2 separate regions of the Homo sapiens genome follow, and region 1 is linked to region 2. Evidence: read pairs that join two places in POLR2A ChIA-PET (ENCODE). Cell type or tissue: Panc1. All regions are shown on one strand. Each heading gives the region's core, and the rest is flanking DNA. Links, peaks and the distances in the headings are about the cores only. Region 1 holds the start of VAMP8 (vesicle associated membrane protein 8). Region 2 overlaps TCF7L1 (transcription factor 7 like 1).

What was found. ChIA-PET counts read pairs that join two places held together with the same protein. Peaks named below come from ENCODE experiments on the same cell type or tissue, not always from the same donor. Only the 100,000 strongest peaks of a DNase experiment are listed, where the experiment ranks them.
Region 1: POLR2A ChIA-PET joins it to region 2 with 25 read pairs; 3 of 35 experiments call an interaction of 5 or more read pairs at or near these places.

What each region holds. Positions count from the first base shown.
Region 1 is chr2:85,570,063-85,584,735 of GRCh38, reverse strand. It overlaps VAMP8 (vesicle associated membrane protein 8), which reads right to left and starts at 7,150. Exons shown (of 3, transcript NM_003761.5): 1 at 7,087-7,150; 2 at 5,569-5,727; 3 at 2,705-3,160. The coding sequence starts at 7,089. The coding sequence ends at 3,020. It overlaps VAMP5 (vesicle associated membrane protein 5), which reads right to left and starts at 305. Exons shown (of 3, transcript NM_006634.3): 1 at 243-305. The coding sequence starts at 245. RefSeq lists a silencer at 34-383 and enhancers at 3,120-3,773, 3,774-4,428, 4,429-5,082, 5,719-5,858, 6,119-6,258 and 2 more. In Panc1, for the core only: no CTCF peak of the experiment used is centred there; no DNase peak of the experiment used is centred there; H3K4me3 peaks cover 2,712 bases; H3K27ac peaks cover 3,615 bases.
Region 2 is chr2:85,149,729-85,164,401 of GRCh38, reverse strand. All of the region lies in intron 3 of TCF7L1 (transcription factor 7 like 1), which reads right to left. Among named protein-coding and RNA genes, the nearest start is that of TCF7L1, 24 kb to the right of the region's middle. RefSeq lists enhancers at 993-1,492, 4,334-4,924. In Panc1, for the core only: no CTCF peak of the experiment used is centred there; no DNase peak of the experiment used is centred there.

The DNA of each region.
Region 1 (14,673 bases), core at 3,114-11,113, 420 kb before region 2:
GCCCGAGTCCCGCTCGCTCTGCGCGGTGCAGCCAGGACGGGGCTCACGCATTTCTCTCCCATGCGGCGCGCAGGGAGTGGAGGGTCCGCCCCGTCCTGCTCCAGCAGTGGTCACCGCCTCAGGTCTGGCCCTCGTGGGCCCCAGGGGAGGCCCCAGCCCGCGGACTTTGGACTCCTCTCTCCCACCCTCGCCACTCGCCCTCTGCCCGTCGCAGGGCTGGCCGGCCCCGCCTGGGCCCTCACCATCGCTGCTGCCGCCGCCGCCTCGCCCGCTCCCGGCTTCTCTGCCTGCGGAGCGGCCGCAGTGCCAGCGGCCCCGGAGGAAGAGCAGGGGCGGGGCGGGGCGGGCCGCCGAGCGAGGGCGGGGGGCGCGCCTTCCGCGAGTGGCGACAGAAACCAAGTCAAATCGAAAGCGATGGGCCACAGCGACCTGGGTCCGTAGAGTCGGACCCTCCCGGGCCCCAGGAGCCTGAATTCGGATGACACCTCTGCCTGGTGAACGGGCACACCTCGGGGCCGGATCTGTGGAATGGGCACAGTGGAGTGAGCCCTGGAGTCTTCTAGCTCGAGTTCAGCTGAAAAGGCATCATTCATTCACTCAACAAACACCCTATGAGTGCCACGGTCAGGCACCATACTAGGTCCTGGAGACGCCATGAACAAGCCAGGCAGGGTCTTTATCACCCTGGTGAGTGCATCTCACCCAGAACCAAAAACAGGCACCCAAAAAGTTTTGAAACTAAAGACAAGTGGTGGTTGCACAACATTCTGAATACATGTCACTGATCTGTACACTTTAAAATAACAAACTGTACATTGTGTGACTTTCACCTCTATTCAAAAAGAAAGCAGCCCCACATGGGCAAAGTACTAGCTCTAGCCTTTCTGTATGTCTTTCCTCACCATGAGGGCAAGTGCAGCTCTGTGCTGTCATGCACCCGCCATGCACTTGCTCCTCAGTCAGAGGATGGGGGAGGCTGGTGTATCTACTACCACTTCAGAGCCTTCCTGAGCCGAATCTACCCATCCTGTCCTCTCACTGCTACAGAGAAACCACCAGCTACCTGTTCTCCACTACTCCAAGCTGCCTCGGACATCTTAAAATAAGGTCCCTCGTTTTTTTTTTTTTGTTTGTTTGTTTTTTTTTTTTGAGAGAGACAGGGTCTCACTATGTTGACCAGGCTGGTCTCGAACTCCTGGCCTCAAGCAGTTCTTCTGCCTCAGGTTTCCAAAGTGTTGGGATTACAGGTGTGAGCCACTGGGCCTGGTCCCTCAAGTGAGGCCTCTCTTGACCAACAGAATTGAAAGTTTCCCTCTCTGGGGCTGAGCCTCTGTGAATACAGAAGTCCCAGACCAAGAGGGTTTCACAGACACTCACCCCCACCTTGGACAGCCTGGGTCCCAAGGCAGAAGCTTCACTTCAGTTCCTTACACCTTGAATCCAGGAGAGAGAGGATTAACATGTTGTAGCAAAGACTACCCCAAGCCTGGGCACAGTGGCTCACACTTGTAATCCCAGCACTTTGGGAGGCCAAGGTGGTAGGATTGCTTGAGCCCAGGAGTTTGAGACCAGCCTGGGCAACACAGTGAGACCATGTCTCTACAAAAAATACAAAAATTAGCCAGGTGTGGTAGCACACACCTGTGGTCCCAGCTACAGGGGAGGCTGAAGCAGGAAGATCTCTTAAGCCCAGGAGATGGAGGTTGCAGTGAGCCATGATCACACCACTGCACTCCAGTCTGGGCAACAAAGTGGGATCCTATCTCTGAAAAAATAAAAATAAAAATATCACAAGGGTCTTTTCTGACCTTTCCTCCTCCCTCCCCAAATTTCAGAGCATGATTCTTCCAGAGCCTGACTTGCCAATCTGGTCCCAAACCCTGACTCTCAACCCTTCCCCTTCTTCCTGACAACAGGTTGTTTCCAATTCTGGAAAGCCTGTGGAGGAAACAGGAACAGAGATAGCAAGAACCCTCCCTGCAAACCAAGGCGGACTGGGCACTGGAAAAAGTGACAGTGATGGTGGAACCTGGTAGGGAGGAGGGGGGCCTGAAGACAGAAAGGCTTATTGTGCACAGAGGGGAAGAAGAGCCATTGGCCCTGTCCTGTGACACTGACTGACTGACTGTGCCCAGCCATGGGATGCCAAGGAGAGATGCTTGCCCCCTCAGGACAACTGAGACCCAGAGGCCTTGCTAAGTCCCAGAAGACAAGGACAGAGAAAAGACAAATAAAACATGCAGAAGCACAAGGAAAGGAATAGCAGTCCATTTCCTCCACCCCTCGGCTCTAGACTACAGGGTCGTTGAAGAGAGATGGCTCTGGTGGAAGAGGCAGGAGGATTTCAACCAGCTTCATGCCTCAGCTAACAATTCCAGAAGAAGAGTACTACAGGGCCATGGCAGGACCCAATGGGAACACTTAAAAATCTTGCATACCACCCCAAAATGCTATGAAGGTTTTGAACTTTCCATATGCCAAGACTCCCAGAAAATTCTTGTTCTTGAGACCTGTGACAATGAATGGAACTGGGAGGAATAAAGACAGGGTGGGGGCTCCAACTTTCTTCTCCAAACATATACTCTTTGCCCTTCCAACAACTTGGACCTCAGATGAGAGAATTTTAGCCAGAAGGTATCCTCAGGAAGAAAAGAAATAGAAAAGCCAAAGGCAAAATGGGAAGAGAGAAAGTGCCTCACACATATAGGGATACTGAAAGGTCTTTATTACCCACTGGCCACCAACAGTTTCCCAGCCACATGCTGGGCCCTCTAGGTCTCTCCAGCCCACTCTAAGGACCCAAGAAATGCAGCCACAGTCCATCTCTCTTTTTTCTCTCCTTCCGGGGGACCAAGGTACCTTCTGGGGCATACAACATGGCAGCAGGGCCTCGGGAAGAGGGGTAGGAGGACCGAGCAGCATTCTCTGTAGAGGAAGACAGGAAAGGAGACCCTCTTGGCACACATTTATGGAGGGTTGTCCCTGAAGAGAAGGGCAGGTGGGAGAGGTTCCCTGTTACTTAAGAGAAGGCACCAGTGGCAAAGAGCACAATGAAGAGGATGATGATAAAAACAATCACGCAGATAAGGACAATCATCTTCACGTTCTTCCACCAGAATTTTCGAGCCACCTTCTGCGATGTCGTCTTGAAGTGCTCAGACTGTTGGGGAAAAGGCAGAGTGAGTGACCCAGTGGCTCCTCCCACTGGAACAAGATTATAAGAGTACAAGTGCAGCCCACAGGCCATACTTTTTTTTTTTTTTTGAGATGGAGTCTCGCTCTGTCACTCAGGCAGTGGCTCGATCTTGGCTCACTGCTGCCTCCACCTCCTGGGTTCAATTGATTCTCCTGCCTCAGCCTACTGAGTAGCTGGGATTACAGGTGCCCACCACCACGCCCAGCTAACTTTTGTATTTTTAGTAGAGAGGAGGTTTCACCATGTTGGCCAGGCTGGTCTTGAACTCCTGACCTCAGGTGATCCACTCGCCTTGGCCTCCCAAAGTGCTGGGATTACAGGCGTAAGCCACCACGCCTGGCCTTGTTTGTTTGTTTTTTGAGACAGTGTCTGGCTGTGTCACCCAGGCTGGAGTGCAGTGGCACAATCTCAGCTCACTGCAGCTTCCATCTCCAGGGCTCAAGCAATCCTCCCACCTCAGCCTCCCTAGTGCTGGGACTACAGGCACATGCCACCACGTTCAGCTCAAGCCATACATCTTAATACTGACACTGTAAGCTGAGGTAACAAACTGCTAAATAAAAGATGCTCTGGCCGGGTGCGGTGGTTCACGCCTGTAATCCCAGCACTTTGGGAGGCCGAGGTTGGTGGATCACCTGAGGTCAGTAGTTCGCGACCAGCCTAGCCAACATTGTGAAACCCCCTCTCTACTAAAAATACAAGAAAATTAGCCGGGTGTGGTGGCAGACGCCTGTAATCCCAGCTACTTAGGAGGCTAAGGCAGGAGAATCACTTGAACCTGGGAGGCGGAGGTTGCAGTGAGCCGAGATTGCGCCATTGCACTCCAGCCTGGGTAACAAAGCAAGACTCCATCTCAAAAAAAAAAAAAAAAAAAAAAAAATGCTGTATCTGCCTACCTTGACAAATGTACCTTCCTAAAAATCTGGAAGGCCGGGTTGAAATTTAGAATTCTCAGGATCCTAGGAGGTCTCCACCTAGATATGACTAGGGGTCCCCTTTCTCTTCTTACCCCTGCACACTGAGGGGTCCTCGACACCTGCTTACACCCAAGGGTACAACACTGGCAGCAAAATCTGCCCTTGGGAGGGCAGACCCTGGGACTGAGGGGTGCAGGCTCCAGGTGGGCACATCTCGCAGCTCCAGGACTCCTTGCCCCATCGGGACTGCTGAGGCTGGAGGAGGGACCAGGACAGGATAGAGGGTTGGAAGTAAGGGAACTCCTCCTCCTCCACCCACTCTTCCCCATGCCCAGCAATTCAAGTTATAGACACTAAATTTCCTGGGGCTTGTCCAGACATGGTGGCTCAAGTCTGTAATCCCAGCACTTTGAGAGGCCAAGGCAGGTGGATCACCTGAGGTCAGGAGGTCAAGACCACCCTGGCCAACAAGGCAAAACTTCGTCTCTACTAAAAATACAAAAAATTAGCCAGGTGTGGGGGTGCACACTGTAATCCCAGCTACTCAGGAGGCTGAGGCACGAGAATCGTTTGAACCCAGGAGGTGAAGTTTGCAGTGAGCCAAGATTGCACTCACTCTAACCTGGGCAACAGAGTGAGGCTCTGTCTAAAAAAAAAAAAAAAATTCCCGGGGCCATGCTCCCCAAATTAAGCTACAATTAAGCTACAGAAACAGGCAATGAGCCCCAGGGAGACAAGGGAGCAATACCCAAGAGCCAAGAGTTCACACAGGACTCAGAAAGCCAGAGCCAGCCTCCCCGCTGAACACAGAACTTGAGGCTCCAGACTTTGCTCAACTTTGGAGTTACTTCCTCCCTGAAACAGCTGGCCTCAGCCCCTGGCTGGAGAGAGAGAAGAATGAGGTCTAGCAAGATGTGTGGGAGATATTATTTTAGCCTTCATCTAGCAGGGGACCCTGGGATCAAAGCATTTCACTGCTCTTTCCCCCTTCTTTTTAAAGCCTACTCAGCAAGACGCCAGCAATTTCCCACCCCTTGTCTAACAGCTCCTAGAGAAGGCTAGAGGCCACAGCGGGGGTTTCCTCAGAGCCAATATTTCTGCCCTGGGAAGGTCAGACCCAGATGATTGTCATGGGCAGGCTTCAAAGGGAAAACAAGTTTCCCGGGAGAGAAGCCTGAGAATGCATGGGCTGACTGAGCTTTCGGTCTCAGAACATGCCTCTATGGGCGAGCTGCCACCTCAAGCCCCAGTCATGGGATCCATTCCCTGGGATCCATAACAATCTGTGGAGCAGAGCAGATTCAGAAGTGGAGACTCAGCTCACATCAGCTCCCAAACCAGGTGAAAGGCAACAGAAATGTCAAACTTCTGGCCCTCCTGTCCATTTTGCCCCACCAAAAAGAAATTCCCTCCCTCCCTGTTTTCCTCCAGCCCCCAGTGGGCTCCCTGTCTCACTGTGGCTTCCAGATCCTCTGTCTTGTTGCGGAGATGTTCCAAGTTTTCCCCCCGGGCCAGGATCCGCTCCACATTCTGGGTCATAATATTCTTAACTCCCTCCACCTCACTTTGCAGGTTCCGCACACGATCATTTCCTCCACCTTCACTGGCTTCCTCCTGTGCGGCAACACGGGGTTAATTAGACCAAGTGGTGGGGGAACTGGAGACTTGGGCTCAGAGATCTGGGGAGGGTAAGGCCTCAGGCAGACTTAAGCTTTTTGTAAAATGCTTGAAATGTTTACAAAGAGAATGTTTTCATGTATTACTTCTGTAATCAAAAATAAATGCATTTGTAAGCCCCAGAAGGTGAGATGTGATGCTGAACAGACTAGATCAAACTTCTTTTGGGGTTATTAGGGCCCCTGACAAGGAAAAGCAGCACATCACTAAATCCCTCCCCACTGCTTCCTTGCTCCCTAGAGAGGGCCGTAGAATACAGCAGGGCCAGCATCTCACAATGTTCCCTTCCAGAGCAGAGCCCGCCACTATTTACAATTCCCAGAGCCACCCCCCTTTCCTGATTTCTTGGGACCCTGGTTGAAAGTGTCTGTGCTGGCCAGCAGAACACCCTCACCCAGCCCCACCCATCTGTCCCTCTAAGCCAGCTGCCGGAGCACGGCCCTGGCCGCAATGCCATTGCTGTGACCCAGAACAACAGGCAACCAAGTATCCCAGAAGGCGCCTGGAGCCGTTGAGCCACACACTTCTGCTTTCCCCACCACTGGGCGACACGTGCAGGCACCAAGCAACCGCCTGCTTATGCAGATATTAAATAAAAATACCCGCCTGGGTGTTGGGGGAAATGGAGGACTAGTCCTCCCTGGCTGATGTCTCATCTCGGAGGCTTCATGACAAGGTTTTTGAACAAGGAGAGAAAAATAGTATTTAGCTCCTCCCCGCTTGACCTCCAAAAATAGGCCAGTGGCATGGGTCAGAACTACATTATCACAGAGAACCAACTTCTGGTTCTCTTATAAACCTTTAGTTCTCTTCTCCATGTTAATGGAGAAAGGACACCCAAAGGACTCAGTGGACACACAAATCCTTTGTGTTTCTGTGTGGGGATAAAGTGAAAGGCCGGAGAGGAGAGCTTCTGCCGCTGGGCTGGAATCTGAACTGGGAACTGCCCAGGCGCTGCCTGGTGTGGTGTCACAACACCCGCCTCGGGCTCCCTGGAGGAGGAAGGCACAACAACTCTTTGCCTGGAATTCGGAGCCCCCATCGGCGCTGGCACGGAAGCCCAGCTCCCCACCAGCACAGAGGTCAGGGGAGGGAGGGAGAAGGAGTAGAAACACCTGCCAGGACAGCTCAGAGCTATTTGCAGCCAAGTTGTCAAAGAAGAGAGGCCATAGCAGCACTGGCCCAGCCCTCTAACTTTGCCACCAACTCTCCTCCCCCGACACAGCCAACCCCCAGTCCCAAGCCCCCTCTGGCTCCTCTTTAAACCAGCCCTTTCCTAGTTCCCAGTTGGCTCACCATGTCTCAGAGCAGCCCAGGCCGGTCAGTAAGTGAATTCGCCTAGTCGGCTTCCTCCCAGGGTGGCCCTCAGTTCACTTCCTGCTTGCTCCAACTTTCAGCCTGCCCCCGCCCACCTCGCATCTCGAGTCGCTCCAGCCACACCTAACTCAGGTTTCCCCAGGTAGGCGGGCATTCTTCACTGTCCTCCCAGTGGCTTCCCAAACAAGAGCTTAAACTTAAAGTAATAGGGTTCTCAGAAGCCAAAGGTCTTCTAACTTGTCAGGAATTAGAAAAGAAAGATCAAGCAGCCCTCCGAGGTTTCCAGAGGCTGGACCTCCTGATCTAGAAAGGGCAGCCTTTTTTTTTTTTTTTTTTTTTTTAAATAGAGACGAGTTCTCACCATGTTGCCCAGGCTGGTCTCAAACTCCTGGGCTCAGGCGATCCTCCCACCTCAACCTCCCAAAGTCCTAGGAGCCATGATGCCCCACCAGCCATCTCCTTGTAATGTCTTGAATATCTGACTCCAGTTTCTAGAGACTGAGATCAACCATGCCAGGCCTAGCTCACAGGGAAACAAAATGCAGTTATGAAAATGTATTGCTGGATAACACTTGTTCCCAGGTCCCTGGGTGGCAGAAAGCACTAAAATCCCTGAAGTCTGGAATACTGTGATCCTGGGCTCTGATTCAGAAAGTTCTGGGTTACTAGTTACAGGCCCCTCAGGGAAACTTTTCACCTCTGTGGAGTTTGCAGGTGCTGATGCTTAGCTCAGATGGTGCTGGTAAGAAGCAAAAAGAGGCCGGGCGTGGTGGCTCACGCCTGTAATCCCAGCACTTTGGGAGGCCGAGGCGGGCAGATCACAAGGTCAGGAGTTAAAGACCAGCCTGGCCAACATGGCGAAACCCTGTCTCTACTAAAAATACAAAATAATAAACAGGCGTGGTGGCAGTTGCCTATAATCCCAGCTACTCAGGAGGCTGAGGCAGGAGAATTGCTTGAACCCGGGAGACAGAGATTGCAGTGAGCTGAGATCATGCCATTGCACTCCAGCCTGGGTGACAAGAGCAAGACTCTGCCTCAAAAAAAAAAAAAAAAAAAGAAGCAAAAAGATAGCATGTGCAGTGCAATGCCACTAGCACAGTGTCTATAATGATGGCTCACCAAACCTCTCCTTCCCTTCCAGAGTTCAGCAATTCTGCATTTCCCTTTAGGGGCTACCGCAGAGGTAATTGATCCCAGTCAGTGATCAGAGGACTGCCCCAGTGAACCAGAGCAGGGGGCCCAAGGCAAAGGATTTTTCCACTAACCTGGCTCCAGGCCAGAGAAAATCTGATCTTCCTTGACAGTGTTTATCAAGACAGAAGAACAATAACAGGGACATTCAGAAGGGAACGAACATTCTTGACCCATTCCAGAAGAAATCAGTTCCAAGGAGGAAATGTCAGCTTCTCCAACAAACACTTTTTTTGTTTGTTTATTTTGTTTTGTTTTCTTGAGATAGTCTCCCTCTGTCACCCAGGCTAGAGTCCAGTGGCATGATCGTAGCACCCTGCAGCCTTGAACTCCTGGGCTACAGCGATCGTCCTGCCTCAGCCTCCCCAGTAACTGAAACTACAGGTGCGAACCGCCATGTCTGGCTAATTTATTTTAAAACTTTTTGTAGAGATGGGGGTCTTACCATGTTGCCCAGGCTGGTCTCAAACTCCTGTTCTCAAGTAATCCTCCCTCCTCAGCTTCCCAAAGTGTTGGGATCATAGGTGTGAGCCACCACATCCAGACACAAATAATTTTTTTTTTTTTTGAGATGTTTCTCTCTTGTTGCCCAGGTTGGAGTGCAATGGCGCTATCTCGGCTCACTGCAGCCTCTGCCTCCCAGGTTCAAGCGATTTTCCTGCTTCAGCCTCCCTAGTAGCTGGGACTACAGGTGCATGCCACCAGGCACGGCTAATTTTTTTGTATTTTTAGTAGAGACAGGGTCTTACCATGTTAGTCAGGGTGGTCTCGAACTCCTGACCTCTCAGGTGATCCGCCCGCCTTGGCCTCCCAAAGTGCTGGGATTACAGGCGTGAGCCACCGCGCCCGGCCACAAATGCCTTTTTAAAAGCTTTAAACAAACTTCGGACCCCTGTAGCTTTTTTTTTTTTTTTTTAGAGGCAGGGTCCCACTCTGTCATCCAGGCTAGAGTACAGTGCAGTGTGTTCAAGCTCACTGCAGCCTTGAACTCCTGGGCTCAAGCAATCTTCTCACCTCATCCTCCCCAGTTAGCTGGGACTACAGGCAAGGGCCACCATGTCCAGTTAATTTTTTTTTTTTTTTGGAGACAGTGTCTTGCTGTGTTGTCCAAACTGGTCTCAAACTCCAAACCTCAAGTGATTCTCCCACCTCAGCCTCCCAAAGTGCTGGGATTATAGGCATAACCCACCATGCTCAGCAAATATTATATATAAGCCTGGGCAACAACATATCAAGACACTGTCTCTATAAAAAAATAAAACTGTTGGACACAGTGGCTCATGCCTGTAATCCCAGCCCTTTGGGAGGCCGAGGCAGTGGATCACCTGAGGTCAGAAGTTTGACACCAGCCTGATCAACATGTCGAAACCCCATCTCTACTAAAAATACAAAAACTAGCTGGGCATGGTGGTGGGCACCTGTATTCCCAACTACTCGGAAGGCTGAGGCAGGAGAGTCGCTTGAACCTTGGAGGCGGAGGTTGCAGTAAGCCGAGATCACACCGTTGCAATTCAGCCTGGGCGACAGAGTGAGACTCTGTCTCAAGTAATAATAATAATAATAATAATAATAAAATAAAAATAAAGTAAAATTAAAAAAATAAAATTGGCTGGGCACCGTGGCTCACGCCTGTAATCCCAGCACTTTGAGAGGCCGAGATGGGCAGATCACCTGAGGTCGGGAGTTCGAGACCAGCTCTTGACCAACATGGAGAAAACCCATCTTTACTAAAAATACAAAATTAGCCAGGCATGGTGGCGCATGCCTGTAATCCTAGCTACTCGGGAGGCTGAGGCAGGAGAATTGCTTGAACCCGGGAGGTGGAGGCTGCAGTGAGCCGATATCACACCATTGCACTCCAGCCTGGGCAACAAGAGTGAGACTCTATCTCAAAAAAAAAAACCAATAATAAATAAATAATAAAATAAAATTAGCCAGGCATAGTGGTGCATGTCCATAGTCCTAGCTGCTTGGAGAGCTAGCACAGAAGGATCACTTGAGCCCAGGGGTGTGAGACATCAGTGAGCTATGATAGTGCCACTGCACTCCAGCCTGGGAGACAGAGATAGACCCTGTCACTAATAATGATAATAATAATAATTTTATATATTGATTATGTGGCGAAATAATGTTTGGATATATTGAGTTAAATAAAAGATTAATAAAATAAATAAAATTAATTTCAGCCGGGGATGGTGGCTCACACCTATAATCCCAGCACTTTGAGAGGCTGAGGCAGGCCGATCATGAGGTCAGGAGATTGAGACCAGCCTGGCCAACATGGTGAAACTCCGTCTCTACTAAAAATACAAAAATTAGCTGGACGTGGTGGCGCTTGCCTGTAATCCCAGCTACTCGGGAGGCTGAGGCAAGAGAATCACTTGAACCTGGGAAGCAGAGGTTGCAGTGAGCCGTGATGGCGCCACTGCACTCCAGCCTGAGTAACAGAGTGAGACTGTCTCCAAAAAAAAAAAATAATAATAATAATAATTTCACCTGTTTCTTTATTTTTTAAAATTCATTTTTATTTATTTATTTATTTTTTTTGAGACAGGGTCTCACTGTCACCCAGGCTGGAGTACAGTGTCACAATCATAGTTCATTGTAACCTCAAATTCCTGGTTTCAAGTGATCCTCCTGCCTCAGCCTCCTAAAGTGTTAGCATTACAGGCATGAGCTACTGCATCCAGCCCTGTTTCTCTTACTTTTAAAATTTGGCCAGTAGAAAAATGTAAATTATGTGATTAGTGAAAAATGTTAAAATACATATTGTAATGTGGCTTATCACTGGGCATGGTGGCTGATCCATACCTTAATATTTACATGACCTGGGACAAACTTGCATAACAACTCTAAGCCTCAGTTACCTCATCATCTGTGCTTAGCACTCAAAAAATTCAGTAGACCAGGTGCAGTGGCTCACACCTGTAATCCCAGCACTTTGGGAGGCTGAGGTGAGAGGATTGCTTGAGCCTGGGATTTCGAGACTAGCCTGAGCAACATAGTGAGACCCTGTCTTTTTCTTTTTTCTTTTTCTGTTTTTTGAGAAGGAGTTTTGCTCTTGTTGCCCAGGCTGGAGTGTAGTGGCGCAATCTCGGCTCACTGCAACCTCTGCCTCCTGGGTTCAAGTGATTCTCCTGCCTCAGCCTCCCAAGTAGCTGGGAATACAGGCACATGCGCCACCATGCTCAGCTAATTTTTGTATTTTTAGTAGAGACGAGGTTTCACTATGTTGGGCAGGCTGGTCTCGAACTCCTGACCTCAAGTGATCTGCCCACCTCGGCCTCCCAAATCACTGGGATTACAGGTGTAAGCCACCGCCCCAGCCTCAAACATAATATATATATATATATTCAGTGAAGTGACTTTGTAAGGAAAAACTGCTGAACTGCTTGGTTATAGGAGTTGTAGCCCAAGAAGCAATGGGCCAAATCTTGGTTTATTCTTGGTTGTGCCTCTCATATACACCTCCTCCTTTCCATGCCAGCCCCTTCCTCCTAGTTAATGCCAGCCCCTTCCTCCTAGTTAATGCCAGCATGATCTCTTCCCTGAACAATTCCAATCCCCTCTAAACTCACCTTTCTTTTCTCATCTACTCCTCTGTGGCTGATTGCTATCTTCCCAAAACAGATATTTAAATATGCTCCACCCTGCCTCCAGGATAAAGCCCCAGCTTCCTAGCAATTCCCTGTGTGATAAAAAGACTAGGGTGACATCTGACCTCCTGCTCTTCTACACTACTACCCCTGGCTGTGCAGTTTTGGGCAAGTCACTTCATTTGCAAAATAGGATTAAGAATAGGCTGGGTGCAGTGGTTCATGCCTGTAATCCCAGTACTTTGGGAGGCTGCAGCGGGCGGATCACTTGAGACCAAGAGTTAGAGACCAGCCTGGCCAATACCGCATAACCCCGTCTCTACTGAAAATGTAAAGATTAACTAGGCATGGTGACCACACCTGTAGTCCCAGCTACTTCGGGAGGCTGAGGTGGGAGGATTGCTTGAGGCTTGGAGGCGGAGGCTGCAGTGAGCTGAGATCGTGCCCTACTGCACTCCAACCTGGTTCACAGAGCCAGAGCCAGACCCCATCTCAAAAAAAAAAAAAAAAAAAAAAGGCGGGGCACAGGGGCTCACACCTGTAATCCCAGCACTTTGGGAGGCCAAGGCAAGTGGATCACCTGAGGTCAGGAGTTTAAGACCAGCCTAGCCAACATGGTGAAACCTTGTCTCTACTAAAAACAAAAAATTAGCTGGGCGTGGTGGCACATTCCTCTAATCCCAGCTACTAGGGAGGCTGAGGCAGGAGAATCGCTTGAACCGGGGAGGTGAAGTTTGTGGTGAGCCAAGATTGTGCCATTGCACTCCAGCCTGGGCAACAAGAGCGAAACCCCGTCAAAAAAAAAAAAAAAGAAAGAAAGAAAGAAAGAAAAGAGAAAAAGGACACTAATGGAGAAAACTGAATGAGAAACTAAGAGAAAGGGAATATTACCACCTGAAAAGGCAACCAAGCAAACTTTCAGGTACATAACCCTTGGCATATATCCCAGTCTTCTGATTTATGCCCCAGGTGGGCAGTTTACTCCTATATCTCAGAGGAAAAAAGCTGGAGAACAAGGAAAAGGTACATTCAGGAGGCTCAACTGAACCTGATTCCTGAAGGATCATGAAGTTCTCACCACTGCCAAGGTTCATTTCTGTCTCCAAACCTTCTCTCTGTAGCCTGTTATGCTGCTGGCCATCCCACCTGTCTCCTAATGTGCCCTCTTCCTCTCTGAATGTGCCCCTAGAACACAGAGATTCTGCCCTTGGCCATCTTTTTCTTTTCTTCTTTTTTTTTTTTTTTTGAGATGGAGTCTTGCTCTGTCACCCAGGCTGGAGGGCAGTGGCACTATCTCGGCTCACTGCCACCTCCACCTCCCGAATTCAAGCGATTCTCCTGCCTCAGCCTCCTGAACAGCTGGGACTACAGGCATGTGCCACCACGCCCAACTAATTTTTTGTATTTTTAGTAGAGACAGGGTTTCACCGTGTTAGCCAGGATGGTCTTGATCTCCTGACCTTGCAATTCGCCCGCCTCGGCCTCCCAAAGTGCTGTGATTACAGGCATGAGCCACCATGCCCGGCCCGTTGGCAATCTTTCTTCCGACTTCTGAAGAGAACCACTCTGTTTTAGAGCAGTGTTTCTCAGAGGGGTTATTTTACCTTTCAGGGGTCTTTTCACAATGTCTGGAGACATTTTTGGTTGTTATAGCTGGGGGTAGGGGTGCTACTAGTATCTGGTGGGTTGAGGCCAAGGATGTTGCTAAAATATCCTACAATGCAAAGGACACCCTCTCACAAGAAAGAATCTGGACCAAAATGGCAATTGTTTTGAGGCTGAGAAAACCCTGGTCTCCCTATAGGGAAGTGCAGTGCCTCTACGGCTTCAATAGCCATTTATGAAAAATCCCCAAATTTATTATCTCCAGCCCGGGCCTCTCCCTCAACTACCAATGCTGCCTCTCCAATGCCCTGGACAGTTCACAGACACCTCCAACACCCAAACCAAACCCTTTATCTTTTCTCCATGTTCCTCCTCCTGGGTGGGACTCCCATTCTACCCGCTTCTCAAGCTAGGAACCACAAAGCATCCTTCACATGCAAGGTCGTCACCAAGCCTTAGTTCATACTTTTTTAAAAAAATTTTTTACAAGGGCACAAAAATCAGGCAATTGGTTCATTCTTGGTCGTGCCTCTCATATCCACCACCTCCTTGGTCCACCAGCTCCTGCCTCCTGGTTAATGCCAGCAGCACGATCTCTTCCCTGGACAATTCCAATCCCCTCTAAATTCACCTTTCTTTTCCCATCTACCCCTCTGTGGTTGATTGCTATCTTCCAGAAACACATATTGTATGCTCCACCCTGCCTCCAGGATAAAGCCCAAACTTCTTAGCATGGCATTCCAAGACTGTTCTCAACCTGCTTTTCTGAACTTCTCTCCCATTAGATTCACCTCCCAGCCCTCCAGTCAACCAAATTACATGTCCTTTCTCAAACGTCGTACACCATCCACCTTCTATATCTTTCCCTAAGGCCTTCACTCATCACTGCTTATGACAATTCTATTCACATTTAAGACATAGCCTCCATGAAGCTTTAGAGATTTCCCCACTGAAGCTAACTTGTTCCTGTTCTGATCTCCATCACATTTTATTTCTTTTAAAGAATCTTTCACATACTTTGTCATACATATTTGACCCCTCCAACACTCTTAAGTCCTATAAAGGCAGGCAGGGACTGAGTCCTCACTTTGGTACCCTTTGTAGTATATGACATATGTCCTAGACATGTAGGCAACTCACTAAAGGTTTCAGATATTGAACTGAGAAGTCT
Region 2 (14,673 bases), core at 2,846-10,845:
GTTTAACACTGCCCCTGACCCCAGCCTTCATCTTAGGCAAGAGGGGCCCATCTCTCACAGTTCACCTCTCCCTTCAGCCACTGCTGCCACTGTGAGGAAATTAGGGGAATTATATTCATCTCTGGAGGAGCCTGAATGCAAACAATCATCCTCTGAGTGTACCCAGAAGCCAGGGAGCAGACGCCAGTCAGTGGGCAGGTTCGTGCTGAACGCTGACAGGCAACCAGCCCTGGGCTCCGGTGTTTTGAGCAATTTGAGGGTGAGAGTGGGTGTAAAGAAAAAAAAATATGCAGCTACCCGTTAAAGGCTGCAGTCAAAGTGGCCGGCTTGGAAGATATTTGTTATGGGTTGAATTGAATCCCCCTCATACACCCCCAACAAAAAAAGTTATGTTGGAGTCCTAACCCCCAGTACATCTCAGACGGTGACCTTATGTGGAGACAGGGTGTACTATGTATGTGTACTATGTGGAGACCCTGTCTCCACATAAGGAGATAATCAAGTTAAATGAGGTCATTACAGTAAGCCCTAATCCAATTGGACTGCTATCCTTATAAAAAGCAGGAACAGAGACAGACATCCACAGAGGGAAGACTGTTTGAATACACAGGGAGAAGGCAGCCCCCTACAAGCCAAGGAGAGAGGCCTGGAGCAGATCCCTCCCGCACAGCCTCAGAGGGAACCAACCCTGCCGACACCTTGATCTCAGACTTCCAGCCTCCAGAGCTGTGAGACAATGACTCTTTCTGTTGTTTAAGCCTCCTAGCATGCGGTACTTTGTTATGGCAGCCCTAACAAATTAATACAAAAATACAACATTCAAAATCAAACGTATGGCCTGAAACAAGGAAATCTTACTTTGGAGCTTATCACATCCTTTATGTTTGCCCACTGATCGATCTGAAATTAGATTCTGTTCGGAGTCTGCTTCTGGTCGGGCAGGAGGGATGGTCCGAGGTAGGTCTGTTGGATGATGTGACTGGGTGATGGAGGGGCATAGGGAATCCAGGAAAGAACTGCTGGCAACTCTACCACCAGCCCATGGTCTTATGGGGGAGGGGGGCCAATACCTCACTAGGCAGGGATCTGTTTAATCCTTTCATTCAGATATTCAGTGAGGAGCTTTCAACTAGAGCAGTGGTTTGCAAACTTGGCTGCATATTAGAAGCCCCTGGGGAGCTTTTAGAAAATTCCAGCAAAGCCTGAGCCCCACCCCAGACCAGTTGAATCAAAATCTTTGTGGGTGGAGGCTGGGCATGACCATTTCTAAAAAGCTCCCCAGATGATTCAAATGTGCAGCCAGGGTTGAGAGCCACTGGACCCTACGACCTTGGAGGGCCTTTCCTTCTCAGAATCCGGCGAGAGTGCATTTTGTGTTTATTTTAGTGGTTCTGGGGAGTGTGCTCTGGGGCTGCCTGGAGTCTGGTTTCCTACAGGTTCAGTCTACGGCGCCCTTTACTGGCTATGTGTGGATGAGTAATTCGGATGAACAGCGGGGAATGGTGGGAAAAAGGGAGCTGAAAAGGACTTTTCTCCCTTTCACTAAAACATCAATTCAGTAAGCTTGTGTTACAAAGCTCCTCCGTGCCAGCAGCTCAAAGGTGAACCAGAACCAAATGCCCAGACTTCTAGAAGCTCAGTCTCATTCCAGAAACAAACTGACAGCTGCTACACAAAACGGGGCGTACCACAACTCATGTCCTTATCAGTGTCCCTGCGGCAGAGGCTCAAACACCCCCAAGGCAACCGAAGGTGACCCCAGAGATGGTCTTAAAGGAGAAACAAGAATGTCTTCCATGGGGACTAAAGAATATCAGAAGGTTTGACCCATGATGGACTAAAATCATTCTGTTTGGCTAAAAATAGAGAAAATACGTCTTCACAGACCAAGAAAATTTGGGAACCACTGCTCGAGTGAAGCTGGTGTTTAATAAGGGGTGGCCTGGCTTGGGTAAAGTAGTGCCTGACCTTCCAGCAGGGGCTGCCTTCTACCTGGATCCACAGAGCAGCCTGGGATCCCACTGTGGCCACCCTACCTGTGTACCAACTTTTAAAAGTGAGCTTTGAATAAATGTATGTTCCAGGGCCCCATGTCCAGAGATTCTGGGCACAGAAGTCAGGCATGCGGACTTTCTTTTTTTAAAATTATTTATTTATTTTTTTTGAGAGAGAAGGGTCTCCCTCTGTTGCTCAGGGTGGGGTGCAGTGGCGTAATCATACTTCACTGCAGCCTCAAACTCCTGGGCTCAAGCAACCCTCCTGCCTCAGCCTCCAGAGTAGCTGGGACTACAGGCATGCATCACCACACCCAGCCAGGCATGTGTATTCTGATTTTTTTTTTTTTAAATCTCAACTTTTGGGGGAACTTCAGGGCACTGCTCTCCAAACCTCTATCTTGAGGGCAGACCACCAGGCCTGTGGCCCAACACCTGGCTTGCCTTGCTGGGCCTGCCTCGCTAGACCCTCAGCCTCTGTTTCCCATGTGGGACTGTTCCCCTGGCTCCCCCTCCGGCTCTGTTTGATCACCACAAGCCTCTGAGCTCTGCCTCGAAAGACCCAGCCACGCCCAGCCCTGCTTCCAGCCCTGGCTCCTGCTCTCAGGCCAGCATCCTGGCACCAACCTGACCAAGTGGATGACCCTAGAGTGCAGGCCCCACCACAAGTTAATCACCACAAACCCGCAGGCCACAGTGTGGAAAGGCACTCTCATCCTTTTACCCTGGACCAAAACTGCACAAAGATAGAAACAGGGACTTCTGTGCTCCTTGAGCTTCACGTGTTAACCTGGCTCCCCAGACCAAAGACCAACACCGCAGGGGTGAGTTCATCCTCTGCCAACAGCAATCTTTCCCTTCCTCTGAGGCCAGCCATCCCCATCCCAGGAGGCAGGGGAAGCAAGCCCGGGGAGGGCAGGAGAGCTCCCAGCTCAGTGAAGCAGCTCCACCGGCCCCGAAGCACCTCCCTTGCTCACAGCTCAGAGCCCAGCTTCTCCCTGCTGCAAAGATAACTGCAGCCTTCAGACTGACTTCCATGCCCCTCTAGCTAGGGCCCATCACTTCAAGTTCAGGCGCCAAAAACCAAGAAAGTAAATCACACTTCATAGACTTTATTTACCTTAAAAAATTCCTGAGTTCATTCATGTCTCCAAACCACTAGAGAACCTGAAAATTCACCAGGAAATTGGGCAACTGCAAGTTATCCTGGAGACTCCAGAGTCAACACTTCATTAAATGAGAACAATCTGGTTCATGCGTTGAAGCTGTTACAGTAATCAGGGCGACATGGGCAGGGGAAGCGATTTTTCTGAGGACAAGGCATACGGTAAATCCTTAGCTCTACGGATGCTGGTGTATTCCCAGAAGTCGGCCCACTAAGGGCATGCATGTACCTGTGGGCCAGTGGACTGTGGTCCTCATTCCTCCACACGGACAGACCCCGACAGCCACCCCTGTTTTACACCAATTAAACAGGAATGATGTGCGGGTTCTCATTGATGATTGCAAATGATCTTCTGGAACAAAACTAAGCGGCTTCTTTTTTCTTTTCTTTTTGAGACAGAGTCCTGCTCTGTCCCCCAGGCTGGAGTGCAGTGGCGCATCTAGGCTCACTGCAACCTCTGCTTCCCAAGCTAAAGTGATCCTCCCACCTCGGCCTCCTGAGTAGTTGGGACAGGGGCTTGCTACCACACCTGGCTAATTTTTGTATTTTTTGTAGAGATGGGGTTTCGCCCTGTTGCTCAGACTGGTCTGGAACTCCTGGGCTCAAGCAAGGAGCCTCCCACCTCGGCCTCCGAAAGTGCTAGGATTACAGGTGTGAGCCACTGCACCCAGCCTGCTTCTTTTTTTAAAAAAAGGTGTACCAAGACTTCAAAAAATAAGGCCGAGCGCAGTAGCTCACACCTGCAATCCCGGCACTTTGGGAGGCTGAGGTGGGCTGATCACCTGAGGTCAGGAGTTCGAGACCAGCCTGGCCAACATGGTGAAACCCCATCTCTACTAAAAATACGAAAATTTGCTGGGCGTGGTGACACATGCCTGTGATCCCAAGGAAGATGGGAGGCTACAGGAGAGTGGAGGTGATTTGCATGTCTTTATCCTACATCAGAAGGTACCAAGGACATTTCTCAGAAGATGCACACAATGCGGCCAACAAATCTCTGTTGGAGTGTTGGAGAACAGAGCAGTGGCTGCCAGGGGGAAGGAGGCATGACTACAAAGGGGTGGCACAGGAGATTTTAGGAATTTGGAACTATAGCAGTGGTTACATGAATCTGTACATGTGTTAAAACTCGTAAACTGTATACCCAAAGACTCAATCTTTCTGTATGCTAATTTAAAATTTTTGAAAGGAAAAAAGCCTTTAGGTAGAGTGAGAAAAGCACTGGCTGGAGATGGGACATGGCGTGAACTCCCCCACCATGTGACAGTGTCCCAGGTGCCTGTGAAACCTACAGAGCCAGTGGGCATCGGTCAGGGAGCCTGGGGACAGGAGGGGGCCAAACAAAGGGGGAAGCAACAGAGACGCTTGTGGAGGAAGCTGGGTCCCCCTGGCACACGAGAAAGCCAGCAAGGAGGGACTTTGTGAAGGGCAGAAGGAAACCAGCAAGGCCGGCAGGATGTCAGGCCAGGCCTGCTGTGAGAGGGACTTGGAGAAGGCCAGATGTTACACTTCACCCTAAGCATCCCAGGGCGCAAGCCTTCCCACAGGCCTTGGGTCAAGGAAGCCTGAAGGCGATCTTGAATTTCTCTGGGGCTTCTCCCATCTCCAGTAGGTCAAAGGGCCAGTACCACAAGCAAAGGAGAGGGCAGGCACTGGTCTGGAAGGCACCAGGAACTGCCAACCTGTTTCCTTTCACATTCCCTCAGATCTTCCCAAGTGCAGGCAGCCAATGTGTGCCCTTCCTGGTCCTTTCTGCAGAAGGTTTCACTGGGCATGCAGACAACCACCACAACTTGGTAAGGCCGGAAGAAAGGCCAAAAGAGGACAGTGCCTGCACAACTGGTCCCTGAGTAGCCCAGAGCAACCAACAGACAGCTAAACCTACAGAAGCTGCAGGCTGAGCAGGAGACCAGGTTCCCGAAGTGAATGGTCTGCCCAGGGAGCCCCGGGCGCCTGGGCACCATCAGGAGGAGAACACAGGCTCGAGGGGTGGTCTGTAAACCCTAGGAAAGGCCTAAAAGGCTGGGAAGAAGCCGCAGACACTGCAGGAACACCAGGAAGTGTTTCCTGTCTCAAACGCCAATCTCTCTCGGTCCAAGACTCCCCTTTTCCTGAAGCTGGAGCCTGCTTCTATTTATTGATCGAAGGCTGAACCGCACTGTCCACGGTGCTACAAAGCCCTCCTCTACCACAAAGCCGGGTTATGCTTCAACATCCTCGCAGCCAACTCTGAGACAGCAACTTGCCTGGGGTTAAGACAATTTGTAACCAGACATGGAAATGCAGGTAGATTTAAAGACACATTCTTCAGTAACAGAGATCTACCTTAGGGTGGAGCAAACCTTCCGAGGACAAACAGAAAGTGTGGCTGGGTCCCAGCTTGTGGCAGTACCAGGAGGCCCTTCAGTAGGTGAGCTGTGGCCACAGGGCCTGGACCACCTCCAAAGGGCCGGCCTTCAACCAAGGCCTGACAGAGAGAAATTAGCATGCTGTTCTGCTCAATTATCCACTTACAGAGAGGCATAATCACATTTTCTTAAAGCTGGACATGTAGATGAAAGATATGTCCACGATAGAAAATCCCGGGAGTTTTTTTCCAAAAGAGATAAAAACTTTATCACACCTCCGAAACTAACCTGACCTGAGCTATCATGATTTTGGCAATAGAGACACAATGACTTTTCTTAGGACTCAAATGTGAGCTTTCTTTCTGCCCCCAACCTCTCTCAGGCAAGAGTTTGGGCAGACATTATTTTTAAACAGGCTCATATCACCCCAAGACAAAATACATTGAATAAGCACTAAGACAGCCTGCAGGGGTTTGGGCCTCGGAGTTCTGGACTGGCTTCAGCTTCACACGGAGTCATGTGCATGGTCTCCTGGACACCAGACCCAAAAGGAGAGGGGAGAGAGAGGACTCCCAGAGGGGACTGGGTCTCCTATGTTCTAAAGTGCCATGCTGGTGGGCACGGGAAGTTAAATGAAGTCATTTACCAGTCCGTTTGGGTTTGGCTGCAGAAGCCAGAGCAGGAGTCCTGGACTAGACTGGGGTGGACGTTGAGGGCCATGCACCACACTTGCTGTCAGCTCTCCTAGCCCCTGCCCCGCCTTCTGCCCACTCAGCTAGCACCTTACACCACTATGGCCAGGAGTCTGTAAAGCTGACCTTCCCAGGAGCAACTCCAGTCCTTCCTCCTTCCCTGGAAATGCCTGCTTTCCTCTGTCCGCCATGTAGCATTCTGAGTTCCCAGGCTCTCTCCATCCCAGAAGGCACCTCTAAAAGCCATGCCCCCATCTGCACAAATGATGAACAATTACCACTAACTGCCCCTCACCTCGCATTAACCCCGAGACCTCCCTTAAGGAGGGAAGGAGGGAGAGGAGGGGAGGGGAAGGCAGGAGAGCCAGTCAGGGCCCCTCCATCCTGCCCCTACCCAGCTCCCCTGGTCCTTGCAGGTAGATTGGCCACCATCATTCTTGCTCTTCACCCAGAGGCCTCCTAAGCAATGGCTGCAGACCCGAAAACCCCATGGGTTCAATAGCTCAGGGCCTCTTAGGGACAAGGTTCAGGCATTATTAACCATTTCCAAACTGGAGTTTCAGAATGCAACTATTGGAAGGAACCCCATGGGTCCCCAGTTCAGCATCTTCACTGCCTTGTCCCTCAGGCTTACACAAGCTGTCAGCATGGCCCTGGGGGAGGTGGTGCCACATGGCAGGGGCTGGGTGAATCTGGTTTCCAAGCCAGTCCCTGCCCCAGGCTTGCTGAATGGCCTCAGGCAAGGATCTTGACCTCTCTGGGCCTTGATTTCCTCTTGAGTAAAGGATGAATAACCAGTTCCTACTTGCAGGGTCATTCTGAGGACTAAACAAAGTAATGCATGCAATATTCCTCTGGGACACAGAGAACACCCAAAGAATGAGGGTTCTCAATCTAGCAGTAGTTCGGAAAGAACTATTATCACTGCAAAAAGCACTGTTCAGAGAAGCCAGAAGCCCAAGTTCTGGGCCTGCTATGCTTCTCAAGAGCTTTGTGACATTAGGAACACTGTTCACCTCTCTGAGCCTCAGTTTCCTCAACTATAACTAAAATTCAAATGGGTCTCTAAGGCCTCTTCCAGTAAATAAATATATACTGAATATGTTTTTATTTGTGTGTATATATAATATGTGTATATGTACACCAGGGATTCTCAGCCTCGGCTATGGACATTTGGGGCCAGATAATTCTTTGTTGTGAGGAACCATCCTATGCATTGTAAGATGGTTAGCAACATCCCTGACCTTTACCCTCTAGATGCTAGTAGAATGTGCCCCCAGCCCCACCCAAGTCTAACCAAAATATTTCTAACCAAAATATTTCTAACCAAAATATCTCCAGGCATTGCCAAATGTCTCCTGGGCAGCAATGCTGCCCCAAGCTGAGAACTTATTCATCATGCACACATGTGCATGCATGCGCGTATACACATACACACACAGAATAATAAGATGCGAACTTTGATACAGTGAAGAGGTAAGCTGGTGAGAGCAGAGGAACTCAATTTCTGTGTACAGAGGCCTTGAAATGTGCTCATGGAAACTTTACAGGGAATGAGACTACAAACATACACAGGACTTTTGAGCTTCTTTACATCTGTAAAACGGTTACTGTGCTCGTAAAGACTGCCTGCAGACTTAATTTGGCATATACATACAGAGTCCCATTTAGTGCATAAACGCACTGGCCCCAGAGCTCCCCACATCTGGTCTGCCCTGGTCAAGAATGTACTGGGAACTTGGCCTGGGGGAGACGAACACAGGGGGATTCTGTGTGCTCCCTTCCTGAACACTCGCCTTGAGCACCCTGGAGGAAAAGGAAGCTGAAGCTGGACTGGGGCAGCAGGCTGCGGTGGTCATTCCTGAGGAAGAGGGCATTTTGCCAAATGTGCAAATCCCTTTGACTTAGTGGATTTGACCAGACTTCTCAATGTACTATTTTCCTAGTTCAGCAGAGCTTGGTGAATGAGGCTTGTGCTCACCGACATGAGACCATAGACGTACATACCTACCCACTTGGCTCACTGAAGTAAAAATGAACAATTATCACGAAGACGGAACACAGAAGTTCCAAAGAGGGACTGGTAAAGTGGAGGAGGGGAGGTGAACATCAGCTTTAAAGAGAAGTCTGTTTACCCTGAGTCTTTAAAGGCCAGAATCCTGAACTCCTTTTTTTACCTCATTATGACTTCTTTAACATTTGTTTTTAATTTATTCAAGATCATAATCTTCACTGAGGACCACATATGAGCCAAACTTGAACTTGAAAACCAAGCTGGGCCTTTTGTTCTGCCTGCGTTAATTAGTGTACAAAGGGGCATCTGATTTCCCCCCTCCCCCAACAGTCTAAAACACTGGTTCCTATTTATGTAACTAACAATGTTAGAGTGGGGTGCAGACGGGCCTGGTGGGTAACTGGCCCTAGGACAGGTATCAGGAAATTAACGTCCTAATCCTGGCTGATTCTCTGTGGGCCACTAAGACAATCTATTTCAAGTGCTGAGCCTCATCTTTAAATTAGTTAACAGTTCCCTGTTAGCTGAAAACATGAAGTAAATTAACTAGAATTATGAAGATCTATAGTATTCTAGTGATTTGTACTTGAAAATGAAGTACGAAGACTAGAGCAGTTCCATAGACCAATCTATGGTTCTCAAAGTGGGTTCTGTGGAGCACAAGTCCCACTGTGTCCAGAATTGGTTCCTTCCAGTGGGTTCATGGTCTCGCTGACTTCAAGAATGAAGCTGTGGACCTTCACAGTGAGCGTTACAGCTCTTAAAGGTGGCACGGACCCAAAGAGTGAACAGCAGCAAGATTTATTGTGAAGACCGAAAGAACAAAGCTTCCACAGAGCGTTGCTGCTGCTGCTGGCTGGGGTGGCCAGCTTTTATTCCCTTATTTGTCCCCGCCCATGTCCTGCTGATTGGTCCATTTTACAGAGTGCTGATTGGTCCATTTTACAGAGTGCTGATTGGTGCATTTTACAAACCTCTCGTAAGACAGAAAAGTTCTCCAAGTACCCATTCGACCAAGGAAGTCCAGCTGGCTTCACCTCTCACCATGAGATGCTACTTGGAGAAAAAATGTTCTGCTGGGTGTGGTGCCTCAGACCTGTAATCCCAGTACTTTGGGAGGCCAGGGCAGGAGGATCACAAGGTCAGGAGTTTGAGACTAGCCTGGCCAACATGGTGAAACCCCGTCTTTACTAAAAATACAAAAATTAGCCAGGCATGGTGGCACGCACCTGTAGTCCCAGCTACTCAGAAGGCTGAGGCAGGAGAGTTGCTTGAACCCGGGAGGCAGAGGTTGCAGTGAGCTGAAATTGTGCTACCGCACTCTGGCCTAAGCAACAGAACAAAACTGTCTCAAAAAAAAAAAAAGTTCTATGGGTGCCTCACTCACTTGGACGGCAAATACTTGTTTGACGGCCTTCCTTATATCTGGTGCTGAGAACACAGGAGGGAAGGAACAAAACAAATCCACTGCCTGCCTTCTTCAGTGAGTTTAAGATCCAGAGGATCAGATCATTATTAGGCCACATATTTACCGACAGTGAAATGTGCTCAAGTACAGAGAGCTGAGAACTTACAGCAGGGAAACCACATCTAAGGCTGGGAGGCAGGGAAGTATGAGGTGAGACTTACGCATGGGGTGACGGGGAGTAGGTGGAGGGGTAGTATTCCAAACACAAGGAAAGCCTTGGTCAAACAAACCCAAGGAATCCTGCATAATACACTCCCTTCTGTGAGATTCACTGGCATGTTAAAGGCCTGAGAAGTCCTGCAGAAATGAAGCCCAGCACGTTCTACCTAATAACATCCCAAGGATGTTACTCTGGGAAGTACTTAAAGAGGCACTATTGTTCTCATAGCCTATAAGAAACTTCAGTATAAAACAAAAGCTCTTGTTCATATAACTGGAAAACTATCATGTGTCCTCTCAGAGCAGCCAAAATACCTTGGAGTTGCTAATGTAATTCTCAAGTATTTTCCTTGGCACAGGCCTATAAAACGATATGGCCTCTACAACTGCTCACATACTCCCAGTAACACAGATGAAGGAAAGTCCATAGCACAAACCAGCGAGCCAGATTCAATGTTCTAACTCTAGCACAGACCTCGGCTTTATTTATTTTTAAAGGATGTACAGCCTCAATTCTGGGACGAATTGAGAAAACTTCCATAAAAAGCAAAATAAAAATGAACAACCACCAGTAATCAACTTATCAAAAATTACACATGGAAAGATACCCGAAGTGAACAATGATTTCCCTTGTTAACCTAAAATGTCTAAGAGGAAGACAGCTTTTGCTGTTTATTTTATTACATACTGTGCATAAAAAAGAGGGAAATGTAAATCAACAGTAACAGATATTCACACATATGCAGAAAGAAGGCAGACTTTGTGTGCAAAGAATGGTGTTAGCGACAATGATCATCAAAAGAGAAATATGACAGCCAACATACTTAAGAATATGTATTCTAGAAAACTAGCAATCCAAAATTAAACATAAGTTAGTGTCCTAGGAATAGTGCAGTGTAGAGATTAAATTTTATAGAGGCTAGCCGGGTGCAGTGGCTCACGCCTGTAATCCCAGGACTTTGGGAGGCCGAGGTGGGTGGATCACAAGGTCAGGAGATCGAGACCAACCTGGCTAACACGGTGAAATCCCATCTTTACTAAAAATACAAAAAATTAGCCGGGCGTGGTGGTGGGCACCTATAGTCCCAGCTACTTGGGAGGCTGAGGCAGGAGAATGGCGTGAACCCGGGAGGCGGAGCTTGCAATGAGCCAAGATCGTGCCACTGTACTCCAGCCTGGGTGACAGAGCAAGACTCCATCTCAAAAAAAAAAAAAAAAAAATTTATAAAGGCTAGCAAGATCATGAAACCCAGGACCACTAAAACAGATAATGAGTTTATCTTAACAAAACCCTTGCTGTGTGTGCCAGGCACTGTTCTACATGCTTATATGCAACCTTATTTAATCTTTGCAACTATGAGGTAGATCCTGGGAATACATCAAAGTATGGCTTCAGCCTATACTAGTCAATGGAAATCTGTTATCCAGCTTTAGCATGAATCTTCAGAAGGACTGAACTTCTGCCTGATTGATGATGATGTAATCACATAGGTGACCAACATATCCCATCCATGTAGCAATGTGAGAACTAAGGAAACGAAGCATTGTTCAAATCTGCTGTCATTATCTGAGCATGCCCTTTCAAAAACAGGTAAACATTCCACGTGCAACTTGAGTGAAAATCTCCTTGTGACCCTTATCTCTTGAAATGTATCAGTTGGTAGAAATATATATATGCTTATTTTTTGTTGAAAGAGTAAAATATAAGCATGAAAAATATTAATTTTATGTAGAAAGCAATTATCATGTAAAATTATACAACTATTAAGTAGGGGGATTGATGAACAGAATCACCAATATTAAGAGTACATTTAAAAAAAGAGACTAGGCTGGACGTGGTGGCTCACACCTGTAATCCCAGCACTTTGGGAGGCCGAGATGGGCAGATAACCCGAGGTCTAGAGTTTAAGACCAGCCTGGCCAACATGGTGAAACCCTGTCTCTACTAAAACTACGAAAATTAGCCGGGCATGGTGGCACGTGCCTGTAATCTCAGCTACTTGGGAGGCTGAGGCAGGAGAATTGCTTGAACTTGGGAGGCTGGGGTTGCAGTGAGCCAAGATCGCGCCCCTGCACTCCAGCCTCGGTGACAGAGTGAGACTCTGTCTCAAAAAAAAAAAAAAAGAGAGAGAGAGAATGGTATATCCTTTTAGAGCAAATAAATGCTTATTGTTTTAAAATTACAATAGGCATATTATATTCTACCTCTAGTCGCTACAGAACTGCTTAGTGCACTCATAACATTAAACACAATAACCTTTAGTAGCTATATATGCAACCCTAGGGTTCAGACAGTGGTCTGTAAGTAACATTCTCCACTAAAAGAAGACAGAGCTTCTTCTAGAAATGGCCAGCTCCTGGCCTGGGACAAGAAATGTACAAGGTGTGCTGGAGTATCCTGCCAGACCAGTAAGCAGAGAAGCATCCAAGACCACCAGGATTGTGTCACAAGGACTCAGAAGCCAGCCTGAAGAGGCTCCCCCTGGCTAAAGATGGGACAGTTTGGGTATCAATAAGGATAATAATTGCAAATGGATTGAAAGACATTAAGTAGGTTTAAATCTATTTCATAATATTTTAAGCTTCATTGGTCACCTTTACAGGGTGCCATGAAACCAGGAGGAAACTGGTATATAAAGGGAAAGAATGAGGCATTTAAATTGCTTTCCCCATATGATCTAAAACAAGGGTCAGCAAATTTTTACTGCAAAGGGCCTGACAGAAAATCTTTCCAGCTCGGTGGGCCACATATGGCTTCAATCACAGCTAATTAACTGGGCACCTTGTAGTGCCCCAAAGCTGCCCTAAACAATATGCAAATGCATGAATATAGCTGTGTTCTAATAAAACTTTATTTATCAAAGTAAGTGGCAAACTGGTCTCAGCCTGTAGACTCTAGTTTGCTGACCTCTGATCTGAGGTAACTAAAGAGTTGGTGAGGGGTAGTTTCTCTTTTTAAAAATATTATAACTGATAGACAAGGGAATGATACAAATAGACTATCACCATTTTGAAACTGCAAATGAGGTAAAGGATGTGGGTGCTGATAATTAGTAGCTGCTGACATCACAGAGAGATAATCAGTATCTCTGATGGAAAACAACATCTATTATATGAAGCAGTCTTGCAAAAATAAGTTAAAAAAGGAGAGAGGGAATGGGAGAGAGAGAGAAACACTCTGAATCTTGACCAAAAATCTAAATCTAATAATTTTCAAGAACTTCAGTGGATAGAGCAACATGTTAAAAGATATCATGAGGTTGCACTTAGCAAAATCCAGACTGTGAAAAACTCCACAGGAGTCATCAAGATAAAAACCTAATTAGGAAGTTACTCACATCCTATGAAAAATGCTGAGCAGAATGTCAACTTTGCTATCTCAACATTTCGTAAGGAAAAAACTCCAAAATCTTGCAGTATAGTTTCTTGATAAATCATCTTTGATCCAGACATAATAAAGACTATAAAAGCTTCAGAGAAAATAAACCTGTTATTTTTTAAAAATGAGAGACCCCAAGATATCTCATACTTTCACCTTATTTAGTATGCACAAATATGTTCTATAGTGTCACAGAAACAATCTAGCAACTGAAAAAATTATTGCTCCTGCCCTACACTGTCAATTTTTAAAAACTGATCATCAATTTGGCAACTGTCACAGTGGAAATTGTTTCTGGCAAGAATCATCAATGGCCACTAAAACCATTGGGTAAAGGTTTGATGAGAAATGGGATATTTACATAGTCTCAAAGTATGTCCCATAAAGTACTGATTAATTACAAAGAAGAAAAGTAGTAACTTTCTTGGAGAAAGCTGGAACACATGATTTTAACCAAGAAAACAAAATTAGTATCACCTATAATGGGAAAAATAGATAACGTTCCTGAGGAGATACAATAAGAACACCCTATCTTTCCTGCCCAAAATGTACAACCTAAAGCTACTCATGAAGAAACACCAGAAAAAAAAAAAAAAGTCAAGGTTCTTCTGCAAAATAAATGGCCTGTAATCTTTAAAGAGTCAAGAACATGGCCGGGCGCGGTGGCTCACGCCTGTAATACCAGCACTTTGGGAGGCCAAGGCGGGTGGATCACGAGGTCAGGAGATCGAGACCATCCTGTCTAACACGGTGAAATCCCGTCTCTACTAAAATACAAATAATTAGCCAGGCGTGGTGGCGGGCGCCTGTAGTCTCAGCTACTCAGGAGGCTGAGGCAGGAGAACGGCGTGAACCCGGGAGGTGGAGGTTGCAGTGAGCTGAGATCGCTTCACTGCACTCCAGCCCGGGCGACAGAGCGAGACTCCGTCTCAAAAAAAAAAAAAAAGAGTCAAGAACATGAGAGACAGGCCGAAGAACTTCCAGACTAAAGGAGACTAAGAGACAATTAAGCATAAGATGTGATGTTGAACTCATCCTAAAGCCAAAAAAAATGAATAAATAAAAGTAAAAATGTTTTCCTCTTCTACAAAAGACATCTATCAGTAAGACAACTGGCAAAATCTTAATAAGTTCCATAGATGAGACAATTGTACTGTCTCTATGTTAATTTCCCGATTTCAGTAATTACACTTTGGCGAATGTCCTTGTTTTTAGAACGTATCTTGTCCCTTCATCTTATTTAGAGTCACAAATATGCTCTATAGTATCAGAGATGCAATCTAACAAATTATGCCCCCTTAAGTAAAGGGACATTACGCCTGCAACTTACTTGCAAATGGCTCAGAAAAAAGTTACAGAGCCGGGCGCGGTGGCTCACGCCTGTAATCCCAGCACTTTGGGAGGCTGAGGCAGGCAGATCACTTGAGGTCAGGAGTTTGAGACCAGCCTGGCCA